2 separate regions of the Homo sapiens genome follow, and region 2 is linked to region 1. A link is a loop called in an ENCODE intact Hi-C map of the cell type or tissue named here. Cell type or tissue: CD4-positive, alpha-beta T cell. All regions are shown on one strand. Links, peaks and the distances in the headings refer to the core of each region. The heading gives the core; the rest is flanking DNA.

Region 1 (11,344 bases), core at 1-8,000:
TGACCCCTCTTCATCCCCTTTCCCAATAAGTTCACAGTCCTTATCATGGGGATGGGATCATGGCATGGCTCTTTTGAGACACTGTCAAATCCCAGCTAGAATTTACCTTCTTAGCCACAGTCACATTTTTCAGACCCTTCTGAGTGCCATACCTCATAACTTTCAGAAACAAACTTTGGGGAAGGCTATCACCCCTGGCCCTATACTTCTCAGTTCGACTCCTCTGTTTACCATCTCCGTGTCAGTTCAGCCACCCACACCCATGACCACACTGTGGCACATGGAAGCTGTGTTTGTGAAACCTCTGCTGACCTAGAGAAGGTCTTTACTTAGCTTTCTTTGTGCCATTCAAGTGGTTTGTACTGCCCACTATCATCAACTTATCCTATCACGTTGTAATGGCTTGTCTATCTTTGGTAATACCTGTGAACCCTTTAAGGGCAGTGTATTAATCAGGGTCTAGCATAGTGCTTTGCACTGAATGTTTGTAGAACAACCAACCAAACACAGAGAACACAGGAAGTTGGGGAATATTATAAAGATCATGTGAACCAGCCAGGTGCGGTGGCTCATGCCTGGAATCCCAGCACTTTGGGCGGCTGAGGCAGAAGTATCACTTGAGCTTGGGAGTTCGAGACCAGCCTGGGCAACATAGTGAGACCTTGTCTCTAAAATAATAATAGACTGGGTGCAGTGGCTCAGGCCTGTAATCCCAGCACTTTGGGAGGCCCAGGTGGGTGGATCACCTGAGGTCAGGAGTTCAAGACCAGACTGGCCAACATGCTAAAACCCCATCTCTCCTAAAAATACAAAATTAGCCAGGCGTGGTGGCACACACCTGTAGTCCCAGCTACTTGGGAGGCTTAGGCAGGAGAATCGCTTGAACCCAGGAGGTGAAGGTTGCAGTGAGCCAAGATCACGTCACTGTACACCAGCCTAGGCGACAGAGCAAGACTCCGTCTCAAAAAATAAATAAATAATAATAAAAAGATAAGTGAACCAACCTCTTTTAAAAAGGAAAACAGAACCAGTTAGGTGTTCCACACCACTCTACCAAAAAAAGTACTAGTTCAGATTTTAAAACGTAAGGCAGGCCAGGTGCAGTGGCTCATGCCTGTAATCCCAGCACTTTGGAAGGCTGAGGCAGGCGGATCATGAGGTCAGGAGATCCAGACCATCCTGGCTAACACGGTGAAACCCCGTCTCTACTAAAAATACAAAAAACTTAGCCAGGCATGGTGGCGGATGCCTGATAACCCCAGCTACTCAGGAGGCTGAGGCAGGAGAATCACTTGGACCCGGGAGGCAGAGGTTGCAGTGAGCATGCGATTGTGCCACTGCACTCCAGCCTGGGCAACAGAGTGACACTCTATCTCAAAAAAACAAAACAAAACAAAACAGTAAGGCAACCTACTGAAGGTTATTAAGTAGCAGGTCAGGGCCTAAGTCCAGAAGAGTGTTCTTGGCACCATCCAAGGAATGGGTGTGATACCATCCCATTCCTTCCCCATCAACATAACCTAGCCACCTAAGGAACACACCCAAGGCTCTGCAGCTCCATTCTCACATTCTCTCCCACACAAATTACTCAATCCAGTCCACTGTCAGTTTAGGTTTCAGGGCACAGTTTATTAAAAAATTTTAAGTAACTGCAAGTCCCACCCCCGATTCCAGTATCTGTCCCCTCCATATCTCAACAGAGGGGCTGTCTATCATATGTGGGTGGGATGGGAAAGGAAGAGGTATGGTCCTACTATGCAAGTTACTCTCCAGCCTTCAGCTTGTGCTGTCCCAAACCTGAGTCCCTCTGACCAAGGTAAGTTGTTCAGAGAGCAGTGGTGCCACCCTGACAGCACTTTAGGACAGTGCCATCTCCTGAGATCACTAGTCACATTCCAGTCATTGTGACCAATATATTAGTTATCAGTGGTGGTCAAAGGTAGACCAGAGGCACAGGCTGTTGAGGGAAGACCCTCTATTAAAGAAGGTTCTAAGAATGAAACATGGAATGCTCAACTTGTTAAAGTGCTCAGCTACAACATTAAAAAAGTGTCGGGAAGGTGTCTATTGGTGAGAAAGCAAGGTACAATCTGAGGGGCTCCTGGAAAGATACAATTTTAAAAGTACACAAAAGGACTTCTGCTTAAATCATTCCAGCAATGAGAGAAAAAAGCTTAGAGCTTAGCCTCTGAATTACTTAAGCTGTAAATCAAATGTATCTCTAGGTGGAGACCAACTCCTTCAATTCCTCATGGAGACGGAATAAAACATTTACCACTGTCTTTTGCTCTAACTCTTCTCTCACTAAATAATTGAAAATCTGGTTTCCTTAATGGACATCACCACCACAAAAATGTCCACCATGGGCAAGTGATCAACTTAAGTATGAATGGCCTATAAACCACTTTCCTGCAGGGTTGGCTAGCCAAAACCTGGAGTGGGACGAGAAATTTGAGTTTCCACATCTGCCAGGCTGAGAGGCCCATATCTAAGAACAAGAGGTCCATAATGTATCTATTCTCTTGGCATGATTACAAGATCCATGACTGGTGTGCCATGGCAGTGAGGGAAAAGTATCCATCAGCAGCAGTGGTTATCTTGTTCTAGAAGCTAGTGTATAGCCTCAGCAGTCACTTGTAAGTCCAGTGGGCAGTGGCCCAGCCCTGGCCCTTGCATAGGTCCCGGTGGCGGAGAAAACAGGCATGGACTCGGAACCGACGGCCACAGTGGGGACAGGCATGCAGGGCTCCAGCATGGGTCTTCATGTGCTCTGTCAGATGGTGCTTCAGCTTGAAGCGCTTGTTGCAGATGCCACAGCCAAAAGGCCGAAGGCTGAAGGTCAGCATGATGTGCCGGTCACGCTTTGGCTTCACTGCAAACCGCTTCCCACACAGGCAACCAAAGCGTTTTCCATCTGCAGGGGGTGTCCCCCCTAGCTTCACAGGCCCATGCACGGCCTGGCCTGCTCCCCCAGGTCCTCCACCCCCTGACAGGATTTCATTCCCATGAAGATCCACTGGTTTCCAGGATGGACCCCCTCCCCCAGATGTTGGCCCTGGCCCTGAAGGCAACAAGAACCCTAGCTCCCCATTCCCTTCAGTGTCCCCTCCAGAAAACACTTTGGTTTCCTCCTTTGCTCCTCCAGGCTGAGTTCCGCTTCCTGATATCTCCTCCTTAGGCTCGAAGGGTTCCTGCTTAATGTAGAAGATTTTGGGGGGCAGTGCAGGAGGGGCAGGAAGCTCAAGTGGTGCACTCTCACCCTCTGGAAGCTTTCGGGGAGTAGCAGTCATGGGCAGTGGGTGGGGTCCATGAGGACGGGGAAAAACCCCTGATACTCTCTGGGGCTGAGGAGTCTGAGAGAGTGTGGCTGACCCCTGGTCCTCATCATCATCATCTTCCTCCTCCTCCTCTTCTTCTTCCACCTGAATTTGCAGCACTTCTCCCAGTTCACTTCCCTCCCCTCCCACAGGGCTCTCAGTGGAAGCAGGGCTTTCAGTAGAAGCAGAGGACTGTACTGGGGTCTGGAAAGGCGAAGAGCGAATGCACCAGCCTCCTGTAGAGGATGTAGTGGAAAGAAGGGCATGGTAGGAGTTTCCTCCACGGGCTGAAATTCCACCACCTGAAGTTTCTAATTCTCTAAGAATTTCTGAGCACTGATCTACTACCTGCCACATTTGAAGGCCACTGGCCACAAGGAGATGAGCAGGAAGAGCATCCAGTGGCAGGCGGAGACGCCCTGAATAAATGAGCTGGAGCAGCCCCTCGAAGGCATCGGCTTCAATGACACTCGGTAGAGTGAGACGAGGCGCATCCCCCAGAAGCAGCTTGTCATGGAAGTAAGGAGAGGCAGCAGCTAACACTGCTTTATGAGCCCTAAGTTCCCGGCCCTGCACCAGGAGGGACACATCACAGAACTTTCCCTCTAGCCTGTGGCGGTTCAGAGATTCCAGCAGAGACGAGCTATGCTGTGGGAACTCGATCTGGATTGTCCGTGGGGCTGGGTTGCAGGTCGGGGAGGCGGGTACAGGCGGCAAAGGTGTTGGGGTTTCCATGGCCTCCTCGAAGGTGACAAGAATTGGGAAGAGGAGAAGGGCTTGGGGGTAGACTCCACGCGGGATGAAGGCTGCAGAGGAAAAAGATGGAGGTCACAGAAGCCCTGGATAAAGGGAGCCACATCTTCTCAAACAACCCCCTCCCCACGAGCAATAACTGGAAACTTTTAAGTCAGTGGCGGTTTCTGCAAATCAGTCCCGCACACCAAGAAAGCAAAAACAAACAACAACAACAACCACCACCACTAAACACCAACAGGGGTTTTAACTTCCAGCCCCTGTGGAAGATAAGAAGGAGGTCCTTCAGCCACCAGCCTGCCTTCACCTGCCCAGAACAGCTCCTGCCCCGCCGCTCCGTTCCGCCTCACAGTGCCCACAGAGGTCTGCTCCCGGGAAGCCGCGGTCACCCGGACACCGCGAGTCCCGGCCCGATTGTCCTTCCCGCCGACACGCCCCCGCCGTTACACACGCGGCGCTGCCCTCGCAGTTACAGTGCCGCTACAGCTCCGTCCCAGACCGGAAGCCGCCGCCTCCCCGCCGGACACCGTCGCCAAGTGCGGCGGGCGGAGCTAGAGCCGTAGCCAATCGAGGAACGGCAGCCTACAAGCCTCGTGTTGATTGGCTACTGCAGACGAGGAGGGCGGTGCTAGTAGGAGGGCACAGGCCCAGGGTGTCCTCGCAACGGGCGTCCCGGGGAGCTGCTGAAGTCCTCCCCGCTGCAGAGGACCGAGAGGCAGGGCCCGGGAGAGAACAGCCCGGTCGGAGGGGGTGGGCCGTCAGCCGCCCCGGAAAGCTGCGTTTCCCGGTGATTAAGTGTAGCACCCGCCCCCGGTAGGTCCTGAGAGGGGCGAGATTAGTTGGGTACTTACCATGTGGGCCTGGCACTTGCCCACATCACTTTGTGTCTTCCCACCGGCCCTGCGAGGGTGGGGGTTGCCGTCCTCAGTTTCCAGGCGGGGGAAACGGGCTGGAAGCGTCACTCAGCTAATAGTAGTGGACCTGGGACTGGAACTCAGATTTGCTAAGGAACCAGGCAGGTTCTTTCCTGTTTTCTGCACGGGAGCATTTTAACCAGCAATTAAAGAAACCTTATTTCTAGGTAATTTTTAAAAGAGATAAATGTGGATATATACATGAACTCTTTTATCAGATAACGCCGCTGTTCCTGGCCTCGGACTAAGTGACACAGTGGTGAGGGGAGAGTTAGATTGGAGAAGTTTGGCCGGTGCAAAACTCCTGCTCTAAAATATAAAAAATCTCATTGGGAGGGGAGAGTGACATTCTATGAGGAGAGTGTGGCATCAGGTGGGGATATACGGTTTTCCTCTCAGGCTGTCAGCTTCCTTTCAGAAAGCAGATCTTACCACCGTACAGGTCTGGAGAGCCCTGCCTAAGAAAGTCGGCACAGCGATAAAAGAACAATCTCCGTTTATTAAACATGTTTTTTTCTGTTTCACCACACACTCCAGAAAAAAAGGAAATGGGGCTGGGAGTGGAGAAAAGGGGACAGTGAGGGGGGATAGATAAGGCTGGGAGTGGGGTGGGGAGGGAGAACGAGAAAACAAAATAAAACAGGTAGGAAGAGCAACTCCCTACCCTTGAGGTGGTGGGTGGGGAGGGAAGCAGAGGGGCGGGGGGGGAGGGGGCCAGGAAGCTCTGTACAGAAGGGTTGCCCCCAGCCCACACACACACACCCCGGATATGTACAGTACAAACCCCAGATAATTACAACAGCCAAAGAAGAGAGAAGGAAGGTTGGGGAGGGTCCAGGGGTAGGGCCTGAGGTGGGGAAAGGGCACAGGGATAAAATTTCACATATTTACAACTTTTATATAAGTATAAATTTGGCCCCGGCTGGGTGTATGTGTAGGGGGATGGGACTGAAGGGGAACTGTCCATACAAAAGAAAGAGGAGTAGAGTCTAGGAGAGTCTCAATACCAAACGCAAAAGGATGAAGGGGGCAAGGCTGGGTAGGGGACAGCAGTCAGGGAAGAGGGGGTGCCAAGGAGGGGCTTCTCCCCTCCCATGGCCTACCCACCCCAAACCCCATCCATCCTACCTCCCCTATCCCGCCAGAAAACTATGTACAGAGAAACACCGAAAAATCGTGGAGCTGGCGGGAGGGAGGGAGGTGGAAGGAGATTGGGAGGGGGAGGATGAGAGGGAAGCCCAGCCCTGTCCTACCTCCCCCAGGGGACAGAGTCATGGAAGGGGGCCCCCCAACACCCCTCCTCCAACACAGGTCCCCCCACCCTGGGGGAGAGAGACATGGCTTTTCCTAGAGTAAGTTCCCCCCTCCCCCTGGGAGTAGAGACCAAGAAGAGAGAAGGAAGGGGCAGAGGGGACTGTGTGTCAGAGTAGGACAGATCAACTAGCCTGTCCTCCCAACATACACACCCTCCTAAACCCTGACCCCTCACCCTAACCTCAATTCCACCCCACCCAACACACTGGGGGAGGGGGGGGCATAAGCCCCCTCACCCCGCTCTGGGACCAGCCGAGAGCAGATCAGGTGTGGGGAGAAGGGGAGACAACTCCCATTCCCCCCTTGCCGCCCCCTCCCTGCCCCGGTGGCCCCCTCCACCCCATCTGGGTTCTGGGTGGGGAGGGAGTAAATTTAAGAGTGGTAGAAGGAGAAGGAGTTTGTGCGTGCTGAGCCCCCCCAGACGCTCCTGAGAAATCAAGGGGTAATAGGGCCCCCTCACCCGGGGTCCCCTCCCCATAACAAGGGGGGCAGGGGAGGCCAAAATGGGGCGGTGGAGGGGAGTTAGATTGTCAGCTCTGGTTACTGCTAAAAAAATCACCCTGAAGTTGAAAGTTTGGAGGTGCCACACCCCCAGGGTGGGGGTGAGGGTCTGTCCCCCAGTGCTCAGGGGAACGATGAGGCAGAGGATGGGGATAGCACCCCGGAGTGAAGGGGTCTGTACGGGGTAGGCGGTGTCCTGGGGCAAGGGTCCCTGGGGGTCAAAGAGAGGGCAGCACCCCAATGGGAAGGAAAAGGGGGCGGCTGAGGGTCCCCACTCTCCCTCCTGGAAATGGTGCAGTGGTGGGGGTGGGCAATCAGTGTGCCTCCCAGGGAGGCATTCGGGGAGGCAATCCCGCTGTTCCTCGGTGATGTCCAATCCTGGTGGTTGGTGCTGTTACAGGGTGGGGTGCACAGGAAAGGAAGAGAAGGTCTCTGATGCTGGGTGGGCTAGTGGTCTGCGGTGTTTCGGAACTCGCCGTTCTCCGTAATCTGCAGCCGGGGTGGGGGTGGTGGGGCTGGGGGGGCCAGGCCATTCCACGGTGGGGCCAGCGTCACACGCGGGTTTGTTGGACCCAAGGGGGGAAGCTGCCTCTCCTGCAAGACACCAAAAAGGAGAGCGCGGACTTATTGAGACGCTTCAAGGGGGCCTGGATGCCAGTCCCCTAGCAGTGGCCTCCCCTATAGCCAGCCCACACCACAAGCCATGGACCACCCCCTCCTCCCAGGACAGTCCCCACCATCCTCCTATTTTGTTTCTCACCTGCAGTAGAAGTTAACGTCCTCTGGGATCAGAGAGAAGAGAATCTCACCCCTAGACTCCTAACAGGGGCCTTCAAGCCTTTAACCCAGAGTGTCACACCAGGAAACCAGATCAAAACAGCAAGTTCCCACCGCACCCCCAACCTAACCCTTCTCTGGCTTCACCTGTGTATATTCCTTGCCCATCCCACCCTCCTCCTCTTGAAACCCCCTCCCACCCATCCCCAATCCGAGGTGGGAACTTCATGTTGAGGAATAAGGGGAGGCAGTACAGCAAAACCTCATTAATCCAAACCCCTGTGGATTTGGAATTTCTTCATAATCTGAAGAAAAACTGAGCTTGCATTTTCCTTTATCTGTGAAGAAAAGGTGTACTAAGCAAATTAGTGGTGGAAATATGTCTGTAGGAGGGGATATTTAACCCATACCAGAAAACAGACTTTTGAATCCTATCTATTCATTAATGCATGCTCCCTGAGGAGTGGAAAAAGCCTTGTTCATCGAGTTCTGTATATATTTTGAAGACATGCATTTCATTAAATAGACACTGTCATTCCGTTTGTCACTTATTCACAGTGGCCATCTTCTCAAATATAACATTCCAAATTAGAGAGAGGTTTAACTGTACTGGGGGGAAAGGAAGGGGATTCAGGGAAGTGATATGGGAAGGGAAAAATCTTGTGGGAGGGCTGCCCCTCTCTCTCACAATTATGGCGGAAATGACTAGGAGCTTCTGCAGACACAGCATGCCCCAATCTCTGCATCCCTGGGAAGCAGAAACTGGCTTTATTCTTTTCCACTCCCATCTTCTTTTCAGTCCTTCTCCCTGGGCTCCCAATTAGAGGGTGAGGGGTACCAGACCAGCTCCTACCCCTGGTTCTACTCTCATCACCTCCTATAGCTCCTTGACCAACTCCTGGTTCCTGCCCTTAGCTCCGCCTTCTGTTCCTCTGCTGGGAGAAAAGAAAGCCATCTGAATTTCCCTACGCTTCTGGTTGGGAAATTCACTTCCTTCTCTCTTTGGCTGTTGTAATTATCTGGGGTTTGTACTGTACATGTCCGTGTGTGTGTGTGTGGGCTGGGGGCAACACTTGGCTTTTTAAAATTCAGGCTCAAAACTAATTTCTAATTAATGGCTGAGTTGCAGAGAGACCAATACCTACCACAAGTGGTTTAGAACAAATGTCCAAATTATTTCCTGGGCCACATGGCATTTAGGCTTGGTAATATAGCTATGTCTGACCTTAGGATACAAAACCTTCCAAGTAAAAGCTTCTATATAAGCTCTCCCTTCCATCCTAGGATCAAGGAGCTAACCTCTCAGATCACCCAAACCCCAGCCTTGGGTATGAGATACCCAGCAAAACTGCCTTCTTAGCTTGCTGGGTATCTCACACATTTTCTGCAAGTCAGTGAGAGGAAATCACTTATGGTAGGGTATCCTGAGTATGGCGGGAGAGCAGGGAAGGAACCCCCAGATTCCATTCCCTCTGTTTGTCTGCTGGTGACAGCACATAAGCATGCCCTGGACACCCCCATGGACCCAAATTTAGAAAGTGGATAAATTAGGGTGCCATTATTCATTTTACAAAAGAATTCACTGCAGGAGTCCTTTAAATGGCAAAGTCCCCTGGTGCCTTTTAGCATCTTTATAGATCACCAGCTACTTTGACAGAGAGGCTGGGCAGGCAGAGAATTAAAATTACAGTGTAAGGAGCCACTGCCCACTGCAGCTCAATCCCAAAGAAAATCGCATCTCAGAAATGATGGCTATAGCTGACAGGTTCTCATTTACTGGCTTTTTAGGTAGGGTGATGTGTCCGGCAAGGCCACTCGATGGCAGGAGAGGGGGAGTGAGTGGCATCAGCAACCTGGGGATGTGAGCTGTGAAGAGTACATTCTTTACCATGCTGTTCCTGGCACCTCTCCCTGGGAATCAACATGCCTACTGAGCCCACGATCTGATCTAGGAGGATGTCTCTCCCCATTTCTAAACTCCCAGGCCACATGATCAAGTCCATGTCCTAACATCTGCCTGAGGTTCCTTTCTTGCTCCTTCTTGTTCCATCCACCCTGCCTAATGTCAGGACATCTCAATAGCATTTTTTCCAGGGTATCTCAAGTCTCCCTGAGTTAACTACCCACTCCTAATTCCCACCCAATGGGGGCTAATATGAGCTTCAGATGCCTTCTGCCTCACAGATATAAGGAGGAGGAAGAGAGAGAATCAGGTGAGGAGTGGAAAGGAGGGTAGAGAACCAAGATTAGGGAAGGAAGAGGGAAACCCAACCTACCTGCTGCAGTCAGCACAGCCCCTATAGCCAAGATCCTCCAACCCATCATTGCCTCCACCCCATTAACAAACCCACCCCCAGCCCCTAAGGACGCTCTGGTGAAATGGGGGGTGACAGACATACACTGGAGAGGTAGAGGAAGAGGAGGGCTTAGAGTCAGGAGGAGGCTGGGAGGGGGTGGGTTTTGCAGGGAAGTGGGTGTGACCTGTGAATGTGCTGGGCCCATCTAGGGCCCAACTCTTGGTGTTGCTAAGGTATTGTTGGACAGTTCTGGGAAGCAGCAGCAAATGCTCTCTTTGGGTGGTGTCTTGGGAGATGGATCTGTGCAGGTGTCGGAGGGCTGGAGTCTGTGGAGGTTCTCTGGGTGTGGAGGGCAGCAGTGAGAGGGGAGAGGCTCCGGAGGTGTTGGAGGGAGTGGGCTTCACGACCAACCTGCAGTGGTCCGGAGTCACCTCCCCCTGTGTCCTCCGCCCGTGGCCAAAGCGGAACCAGGAGAATTACCTGATGAGGAGCTGCAGTGGGAGAGAGTGGGGTCATGGGGTCAGGAGCCTTGGTGGGGGGATGGCAGGCGGGGGGAGCCTAGCAGTCAGAGCAAAGAGGAGTATGGGTAGGAAAATGAGCAGAATTTTGGGAAAGCAAGGGGTAAGGGTGCAGAAGGGAGGTCCTAGAAGCTGGCTTGTGAGAAGAGAGGCTGGGCAGCAGGCAGCTGGGAAGGTCTGAGGGCCAGAGTGGGAGGGAGGCCAGAGGGAGGCTGGACTTAAATACTGAGGGCAAAGGGAGGTTACAGGATGGAAGGCCTTCAAGATCTGAAGAGTCAGGAAGAGGAAGCTATGCAGGAGCTGCCAAGGAGACAGGAAAATTAGGGAGCCAAGAGAACAGAGGTGATGGGTCCCCAAGTTTTCAGGGTACCGGCCAGGGCCTGGAGAAACTACAGATCATACTGCCCTGTGCTCTATTCCAGAAAACGGCAGCTTCTAGCCCTCTGGCCCAAGAGCGCAGAGGAAGCTGAACAACGTGGCTTGAATAGGAGTGAGCAAAGAAGGGGCAGGGGTTCTTGGAACTAGGTGGGGTCTAGGGGCAGAAAGACCAAGGTTCTGGTAGAGAAGGTCCTGAGATGCAGAGAGGAGTGGGAAGACTGGATGGGAAGGCACAGGAGTTGGGCTGACGCTGCCAGGAGTGACAAAGGCACAGACGATGGGATGAAGATGGGGTCACTAGGGGGCTGCCAGGAGCAGCCAGTGGACAAACAGCAGACTATGAGAGACAGATGGTGATGGGGCTAGGTGGCTGGTGTAGTGAGTGCACGAAAGACAGTGGGATGGATGGGGATGGGACACGGAGAAGATAAATGACATTGTAATTTCCACCTGAGCGTCGAGCAGCCTCTTCTTGGGTTCTGGCAGCGGCTCAGCCATGGCGGGGTGGTCCCGGCGCAGCTCCTCCTCCACCAGCATCAGCCTGAAGGGACGGGCTTCAGTGGGGTTAGTGGCGG
Region 2 (8,000 bases), core at 1-8,000, 78 kb before region 1:
CTGGTCTCTTGGCCAGGCTGGTCTCGAACTCCTGACCTCGTGATCCGCCCGCCTCGGCCTCCCAAAGTCCTGTGATTACAGGCGTGAGCCACTGCACCTGGCCTGTGTATTTTTCTTTCTTTCTTTCTTTTTAAATCAAGGTGACTTTGCAGATCTAAGCAGACTTTTTTTTTCTTGCACACCTAATATGTGCCAGATACTGTTCTAAGATGCTTGGGATCATCAGTGAACAAAAAACAAAAACAAAAACAAAAATCCCTCCCCTCATGAGTTTAAATTCTAGAGGGCGGGTACTGTTGGATTTCACTGTGTGGTATCAATATACTAGCATCTGCTTAGCCATACTCTTATTCCAGTTTCAGTGAGTTCTGCCAGTTTGGATTGTGGCATAGACATTTTAACTTAGCTATATTTACAAGATAGCTTAAATAGTGTGGCTTTTTTAATTAAATAAATTTTCTGACTGGGCAAGGTGGCTCATGCCTGTAATCCCAGCACATGGGGAGGAGAGGCAGGAGGATCACTTGAGCCCAGGAGTGTTGGTACATATCTGTAGTCCCAGCTACTCAGGAGGCCGAGGCGAAGGCATTGCCTGAGCCCAGAACATTGAGGCTGCACTGAGCTATAATCACACCACTGCACTCCAGCCTGGGCAACCTCGCAAGATCCTGTCTCAAAAATAAAATAACAATACATAAATTTTTTTTTTTTTTGAGACAGAGTTTTGCTCTTGTTGCCCAGGCTGGAGTGCAATGGCGAGATCTCTGCTCACTGCAACCTCTGCCTCCCGAGTTCAAGCAATTCTTCTGCCTCAGTCTCCCAAGTAGCTGGGGTTACAGGCGCCCACCACCACACCTAGCTAATGTCTGTATTTTTAGTAGAAACGGTGTTTCACCATGTTGGCCAGGCTGGTCTCAAACTCCTGACCTCAGGCAATATGCCTGCCTCGGCCTCCCAAAGTGCTGGGATTACAGGCGTGAGCCGCTGCACCCGGCCAAAATTTTCTACTTATGTATGAAGAGCATGGAGAGTAGAGTAAGAAGACAAGAAGAAAAGGACACGTACACAACAGGACGCTACAGTTTTCTTAAATATTAAGTATGTTGGTTGCAGTGGCTTATGCTGTAATCCCAACACTTTGGGAAGCGGAGGCAGGCAGATCACTTGAGGCCAGAAGTTCAAGGCAAACCTTGGCAACATAGCAAGACTTCATCTCTACAAAATATTTTACAAACTAGCCAGGCATAGTGGCACGCCTGTAGTCCCAGCTACTCAGGAGGCTAAGGCTGAAGGACGGCTTGAGCCCAGGAGTTGGAGGTTAAGGTGAGCTAGGATTGAGCCACTGCACTCCAGCCTGGGCAACAGAATGGCACCTTGTCTCTGAAAAATAAATAAATAAATCTCATTTATCTTTTTCACTCAGTACTGTATTTAAAAAAAAATTTTTTTTTAATTTTATTTTAGAGATAGAAGTCTACCTCTGTTGCTCAAGCTGGTCTTGAACTCCTGGCCCCAAGTGATCCTCCTGCCTCAGCCTCCCAACTTGCTGGATTACAGGCATGAGCTGCTGCACCTGCCCAGGTACTGCATCTTAAAGAACCATCCCACAGAATTTGAGGGAAAGTGGTTTAAAAAAAAAAAATCCTTGTTGCTCTGTGTTCATCCTTCCCATGTTTCTAACTGCTGTAAAGTGTTTCACAGCAAATATCCTCCTTCATCCTCCTTCCTTTACCCATCTTCTTTCCAGGACAAGAGACAGGGTGCCAAGATCGTTCCAACTCCCTGTCCCACAGCTACAACTTATTCAAAAAAGTTCCCAGCCTGTAATCCCAGCACTTTGGGAGGCTGAGCCGAGGGGATCATTTGAGCCCGGGAGGTTGAGACCAGCCCAGGCAACATAGTAAGACCTCATCTCTACAAAAAATAAATAATAAAAAAATTAGCTGGGTGTAGTGGTGTACACCTGTAGTCCCAGCTACTTGGGAGGCTAAAGAGGAGGGATCACTTCAGCCCAGGGAGATTGAGGCTGCAGTGAGCAGTGATTGAGCCACTGCAATCCAGCTTTGGCAACAGCGAGATCCTGCCTCAAAAAAAAAAAAAAAACCCTACAAAACCCAACATGTGCCCTTAGGCCCTGTCCCTGGGTGCAGCCTTGCTGGGTCACAGGGCTTGTGGGCCTGTGGGTACTTATTTTACTTTAGTTATTGAGTCAGCTCTCCCTTCCCACTGGAGCACGGAAGGGCCCTGCATTCCCCTATTCTCCCCAGTGTATGGCACCATCCCACTTTCTAACTCGCCAGTCTCATAGATATAAAGTGGATCTCATTTTAATTTTGCATGTCTCTAATCATTTTGAGTATCTAATGATTTTGAGTATTTCTATATGATGATTAACTTTTTTGGTTTCCTTGACTGTAGATTGCCTGTTCATATCCTTTGCCAATTTTCCCATTGGAGTTGTTCTTGTCTGGTTAATTGGTGAGAGCTTCCAGATATTAACCTCTTGTCAGTTTTTTAATTGAGATATAATTCATATACCAAAACATTCACCCTTTCTAAAAATTTGTTTTATTTTTTTTAGAGGCAGTCTCACCATGTTGCCTAGGCTGGTTTCAAACTCCTGGGCTCAAGCGATCCTCCTGCCTCAGCCTCCGGAAGTGCTGGGATTACAGGTGTGAGCCACTGGGCCTGGCCTTCACCCTTTTAAAATATACAATTCAGTAGGGTTTTAAAGTTTATTTACAGAGTTGTGCAACCATCATCATAATCTTAGAACATTTTCATCATCTCCAAAAGAAGTCATGTACCCACTAGCAGCCGCTCCCTCTCCTCCCCTTTTCTTTTTTGAGACGGAGTTTTGTGCCTGTTGCCCAGGCTGGAGTGCAATGGCAAGATCTCTCTGCTCACTGCAACCTCTGCCTCCCAGGTTCAAGCGATTCTCCTGCCTCAGGAGAGAAACTCTGGAAACCACTAATTTACTGTCTCTACCATTTTGCCTATTCTAGACATTTTATATAAATGGACTCATACAGTATATGGCCTTTTGGGTCTTGCTCTCTCACCCAGGCTGGAGTGCAGTGGCACGATCATGGCTCACTGCAGCTTTGAACTCCTGGGTTCAAGCAATCCTCCTGCCTCAATCTTCCAAGTGGCTGGGTTACAGGTGTGCATCACCATGCCTAGCTGTTCCTTATTAGTTTTAAACATTTCATTTCCCCCCCCAGCATCAAGTATCTTGTCCACAATATCTACATTGAACAGAAATCCTTAATATTGATAAAATAAAATTCAGTTATGTTTCTTTTTCTTGGGATCTGTACTTTTGCATTTCTGGTTAAGAACTTCTTTACTCTTAGGCCGGGCGCGGTGGCTCACGCCTGTCATTCCAGCACCTTGGTAGGCCGAGGCGGGCCAATCACCAGGTCAGGAGATCAAGACTATTCTGGCTAACAGGATGAAACCCCATCTCTACTAAAAAAACACAAAAAATTAGCCGGGCGCAGTGGTGGGTGCCTGTAGTCCCAGCTACTAGGGAGGCTGAGGCAGGAGAATGGTGTGAACCCAGGAGGCAGAGCTTTCAGTGACCCGAGATCACGCCACCGCACTCCAGCCTGGGCAACAGAGCAAGACTATCTCAAAAAACAAAGAAACAAACAAAAAAAAACTTCTTTACTCTTAGGTGACAAAAATAGAGACTTACTGTTTTGCCCAGACTGGAGTTCAGTGGCACGATCATGGCTCACTGTAGCTTCAACCTCCTGGGCTCAAACAGTCCCCCACCTCATTCTCCTTCATAGGTGGGACTACAGGCACATGCCACTGTGTCCGGAGTTGGTGGGTTCTTGGTCTGACTGACTTGAAGAACGAAGCCGCGGACCCTCATGGTGAGTGTTACAGCTCTTAAGGTGGCACGTCTGGAGTCTGTTCCTTCTGATGTTCAGATGTGGTCGGAGTTTCTTTCTTCTGGTGGGTTTGTGGTCTCGCTGGCTCAGGAGTGAAGCTGTAGACTTTCGTGGTGAGTGTTACAGCTCTTAAGGCAGCGCGTCTGGAGTTGTTTTTCCTCCCGCTGACCTCGTGGTCTCGCCGGGCTCAGGAGTGAACCTACAGAGTGAACCTACAGATCTTCGCAGACAATGTTACAGCTCATGAAAGCAACGTGGACCCAAAGAGTGAACAGTAGCAAGATTTATTGCAAAGAACAAAAGAACAAAGAAACCTTCCACAGTGTTGAAGAAAACCCGAGTAGGTTGTCACTGCTGGCTCTGGCAGCCTGCTTTTATCCTCTTATCTGGCCCCACCCACATCCTGCTGATTGGTAGAGCCGAGCGGCCTGTTTTGTCAGGGCGCTGATTGGTGCGTTTACAATCCCTGAGCTAGATACAAAGGTTCTCCACATCCCCATCAGATTAGTTAGATACAGAGTTTTGACACACGGGTTCTCCAAGGCCCCACCAGAGCAGCTAGATACAGAGTGTCGATTGGTGCACTCACAAACCTTGAGCTAAACACAGGGTGCTGATTGGTGTATTTACAATCCCTGAGCTAGATATAAAGGTTCTCCAAGACCCCACCAGATGCAGCTAGATACAGTGTGGATTGGTGCATTCACAAACCTTGAGCTAAACACAGGATGGTGATTGGTGTATTTACAATCCCTGAGCTAGACATAAAGACTCTCCACGTCCCCACCAGACTCAGGAGCCCAGCTGGCTTCACCCAGTGGATCCCGCACTGGGGCTGCAGGTGGAGCTGCCTGCCAGTCCTGCGCCGTGCGCTCGCACTCCTCAGCCCTTGGGTGGTCAATGGGACTGGCCGCCCTGGAGCAGGGGGTGGTGCTCGTCCGGGAGGCTCGGGCGGCACAGGAGCCCATGGAGTGGGTGGGAGGCTCAGGCATGGCGGGCTGCAGGTCCTGAGCCCTGCCCCGCGGGAAGGCAGCTAAGGCCCAGCGAGAAATCGAGCACAGCGCCGGTGGGCCGGCACTGCTGGGGGACCCAGTACACCCTCCGCAGCCACTGGCCCGGGTGCTAAGTCCCTCATTGCCCGGGGCCAGCAGGGCTGGCTGGCTGCTCCGAGTGCGGGGCCCACCAAGCCCACGCCCACCTGGAACTTCAGCTGGCCCGGCAGCGCCGCAGGAAGCCCTGGTTCATGCTCGCGCCTCTCCCTCCATACCTCCCTGCAAGCTGAGGGAGTGGGCTCCAGCCTTGGCCAGCCCAGAAAGGGGCTCCCACAGTGCAGTGGGGGGCTGAAGGGCTCCTCAAATGCCGCCAAAGTGGGAGCCCAGGCAGGGGAGGTGCCGAGAGTAAGCGAGGGCTCTGAGGACTGCCAGCACGCTGTCACCTCTCACCACCATGCCTGGCTAATTTTTTTTTTTTTTTTTTTGAGACCAAGTCTCGCTCTGTCACCCAGGCTGGAATGCAGTGGCGCAATCTCGGCTCACTGCAACCTCTGCCCCCAGGGTTCTAGCAATTCTCCTACCTCAGCCTCCTGAGTAGCTGGGATTACAGGCGCCTGCCACCATGCCCGGCTAATTTTTTTTGTATTTGTAGTAGAGACGGGGTTTCGCCATGTTGGCCAGGCTGGGCTTGAACTCTTGACCTCAGGTGATCCACCTGTCTTGGCCTCCCAAAATGCTGGGATTACAGGCACAAACCACTGTGCCTGGCCTTTTTTTTTTTTTTTTTTAATTTTGTTATTGTCTGTCAACTTATACCTAACCAGCCAAGTTTTGCATTTTTTATAGAGATGGGGTTTTGCCATGTTGCTCAGACTGGTCTCAAACTCCTGAGCTCAAGTGATCCACCTGCCTTAGCCTCCCAAAGTGTTGGGATTACAGGCGTGAGCCACACAACCCAAAATATTATTTTTTATTTTCTCTTACATTTAAGTTTTTTTTTTTTTTTCTTGAGACGGATTCTTGCTCTGTCACCCAGGCTGGAGTGCAGTGGTGCGATCTCAGCTCACTGCAACCTCTGCCTCCTGGGTTCAAGCGATTCTCCTGCTTCAGCCTCCTGAGTAGCTGGGACTACAAGCGCGTGCCACCATCCAGCTAATTTTTTGTATTTTCAGTAGAGACGGGGTTTCACCGTTTTAGCCAGGATGGTCTTGATCTCCTGACGTCGTGATCCCAGCCTCCCAAAGTGCTGGGATTACAGGCGTGAGCCACCGCGCCCGGCCCTTAAGTTTTTAATCCATCTGGTTTCCTCTTGTACATGGTGTTGGGTAGGATCCAGTTTTATGTGCCTCTGGATAGTGAGCTAATCTTCCAGCGCTATATCCGAACAGTCCGTTCCTGTCTCAGTGATCTGTGCTGCCACTGTTATTCTGTATTAAGCTCCCACATATGTGTCTCTAGCTTCTCTTTTCTTTTATTCTTTTTCTAGATGAAGTCTTACTCTGTTGCCCAGGCTGGAGTGCAGTGGCGCAATCTTGGCTCACTGCAACCTCCACCTCCTGGGTTCAAGTGATTCTCCTGCCTCAGCCTCCCAAGTAGCTGGGACTACATGCATGCACTATCAGGCCTGGCTAATTTTTTGTATTTAGTAGAAACAGGGTTTCACCATGTTGGTCAGGCTGGTCTCCAACTCCTGACCTCAGGTGATCCACCCCCCTCAGCCTCCCAAAGTGCTGGGATTACAGGGGTGAGCCACCATGCCCAGCCAATATTTTTTAGTTTTGCTAGTGTGAATAGAATATTTTTTTGGGGGGGTTATATTTCTAGTTGATTTTTTGCTGATGTGGAAATAAATGTTATTGCTTGATTTTTTTATCCAGCTACTTTGCTAAATTCTCTTATTAGCAATAATAATTTATCTCTAATCATTTTTTTATTGTTGTTGATTCTGGTTTATTTTCTTTCTTTATTTTTCTTTATTTTTTTGAGATGGAGTCTCACCCTGTCACTCAGGCTGGAGTGCAGTGGTGCAATCTCAGCTCACTGCAGCCTCAGCCTCCCAGGTTCAAGTGATCCTTCCACCTCAGCCTCCCAAGTAGCTGGGATTGCAGGTGCCTGCCATCATGCCTGGCTAATTTTTGTATTTTTAGTAGAGATGGGGTTTCACCATGTTGGCCAGGCTGATCTTGAACTCCTGGCCTCAAGTGATCCACCCACCTTGGCCTCCCAGAGTGCTGGAATCAAAGGTGTGAGCCACTGCACCTAGCCTATTTTCTTTCTTTCTTTCTTTCTTTTTTTTTTGGTTGAGATGGAGTTTCACTCTGCTGCCCAGGCTGGAGCACTGTGATGTGATCTCAGCTCACTGCAATCTTCACCTCCCAAGTAGCTGGGACTACAGGCAGGCACCACCACACCTGGCTAATTTTTGGATTTTTAATAGAGATGGGGTTTCATGGTGTTGCCCAGGCTGGTCTCGAACTGCTGATTTCAAGTGATCTGCCCGCCTCAGCCTCCCAAAGTGCTGGAATTACAGGCATGAACCACCACGCCTGGCCCAATTCTGGTTGATTTTCTGTATAATTAGATATCTGCAAATAATGAATTTGCCTCTTTTTTTTTTTTTTTTTTTTTGAAATGGAGTCTCGCTCTGTCACCAGGCTGGAGTGCAGTGGCGCGACCTTGACTCGCTGCAACCTCTGCCTCCTGGATTCAAGTGATTCTCCTGTCTCAGCCTCCCGAGTAGCTGGGATTACAGGCATGTGCCACCACGCCCTGCTAATTTTTGTATTTTTAGTAGAGACAGGGTTACACCATGTTGGCCAGAATGGTCTTGATCTCTTGACCTCGTGATCTGCCCGCCTCGGCCTCCCAAAGTGCTGGGATTATAGGCATGAGCCACCGCACCTGGCCTTGCCTCTTGGTTTTGTTTGTTTGAGACAGAGTCTCACTCTGTTGCCCAGGCAGGAGTACAGTGGCATAATCATGAGTCACTGCAGCCTTGGCCTCCTAGGCTCAACTGATTCTCTCATCTCAGCCTTCCAAGTAGCTGGGACCACAGGCACACACCACCGTGCCCAGCTAAGTTTTGTAATTTTTGTAGCGATGGGGT

Evidence for each region. Peaks named below come from ENCODE experiments on the same cell type or tissue, not always from the same donor. Only the 100,000 strongest peaks of a DNase experiment are listed, where the experiment ranks them.
Region 2: it touches region 1 in a loop (4-fold over the local background); 3 of 110 quality-filtered maps call a loop at or near these places.

The regions. Positions count from the first base shown.
Region 1 is chr6:33,447,809-33,459,152 of GRCh38, reverse strand. SYNGAP1 (synaptic Ras GTPase activating protein 1) reads right to left here. Exons shown (of 19, transcript NM_006772.3): 18 at 11,220-11,310; 19 at 5,464-7,393. The coding sequence ends at 7,247. It overlaps ZBTB9 (zinc finger and BTB domain containing 9), which reads right to left and starts at 4,577. Exons shown (of 2, transcript NM_152735.4): 1 at 4,378-4,577; 2 at 1,609-4,123. The coding sequence starts at 4,052. The coding sequence ends at 2,631. It overlaps SYNGAP1-AS1 (SYNGAP1 antisense RNA 1), which reads left to right and starts at 4,748. Exons shown (of 3, transcript NR_174954.1): 1 at 4,748-4,883. In CD4-positive, alpha-beta T cell, for the core only: no CTCF peak of the experiment used is centred there; a DNase peak (open chromatin) is centred at 4,672; H3K4me3 peaks cover 2,446 bases; H3K27ac peaks cover 2,065 bases.
Region 2 is chr6:33,529,552-33,537,551 of GRCh38, reverse strand. LOC107986537 (a long non-coding RNA gene) reads left to right here and starts at 1,565. Exons shown (of 3, transcript XR_001743876.1): 1 at 1,565-1,581. RefSeq lists an enhancer at 5,033-5,637. In CD4-positive, alpha-beta T cell, for the core only: no CTCF peak of the experiment used is centred there; a DNase peak (open chromatin) is centred at 4,001; H3K4me3 peaks cover 847 bases; H3K27ac peaks cover 616 bases.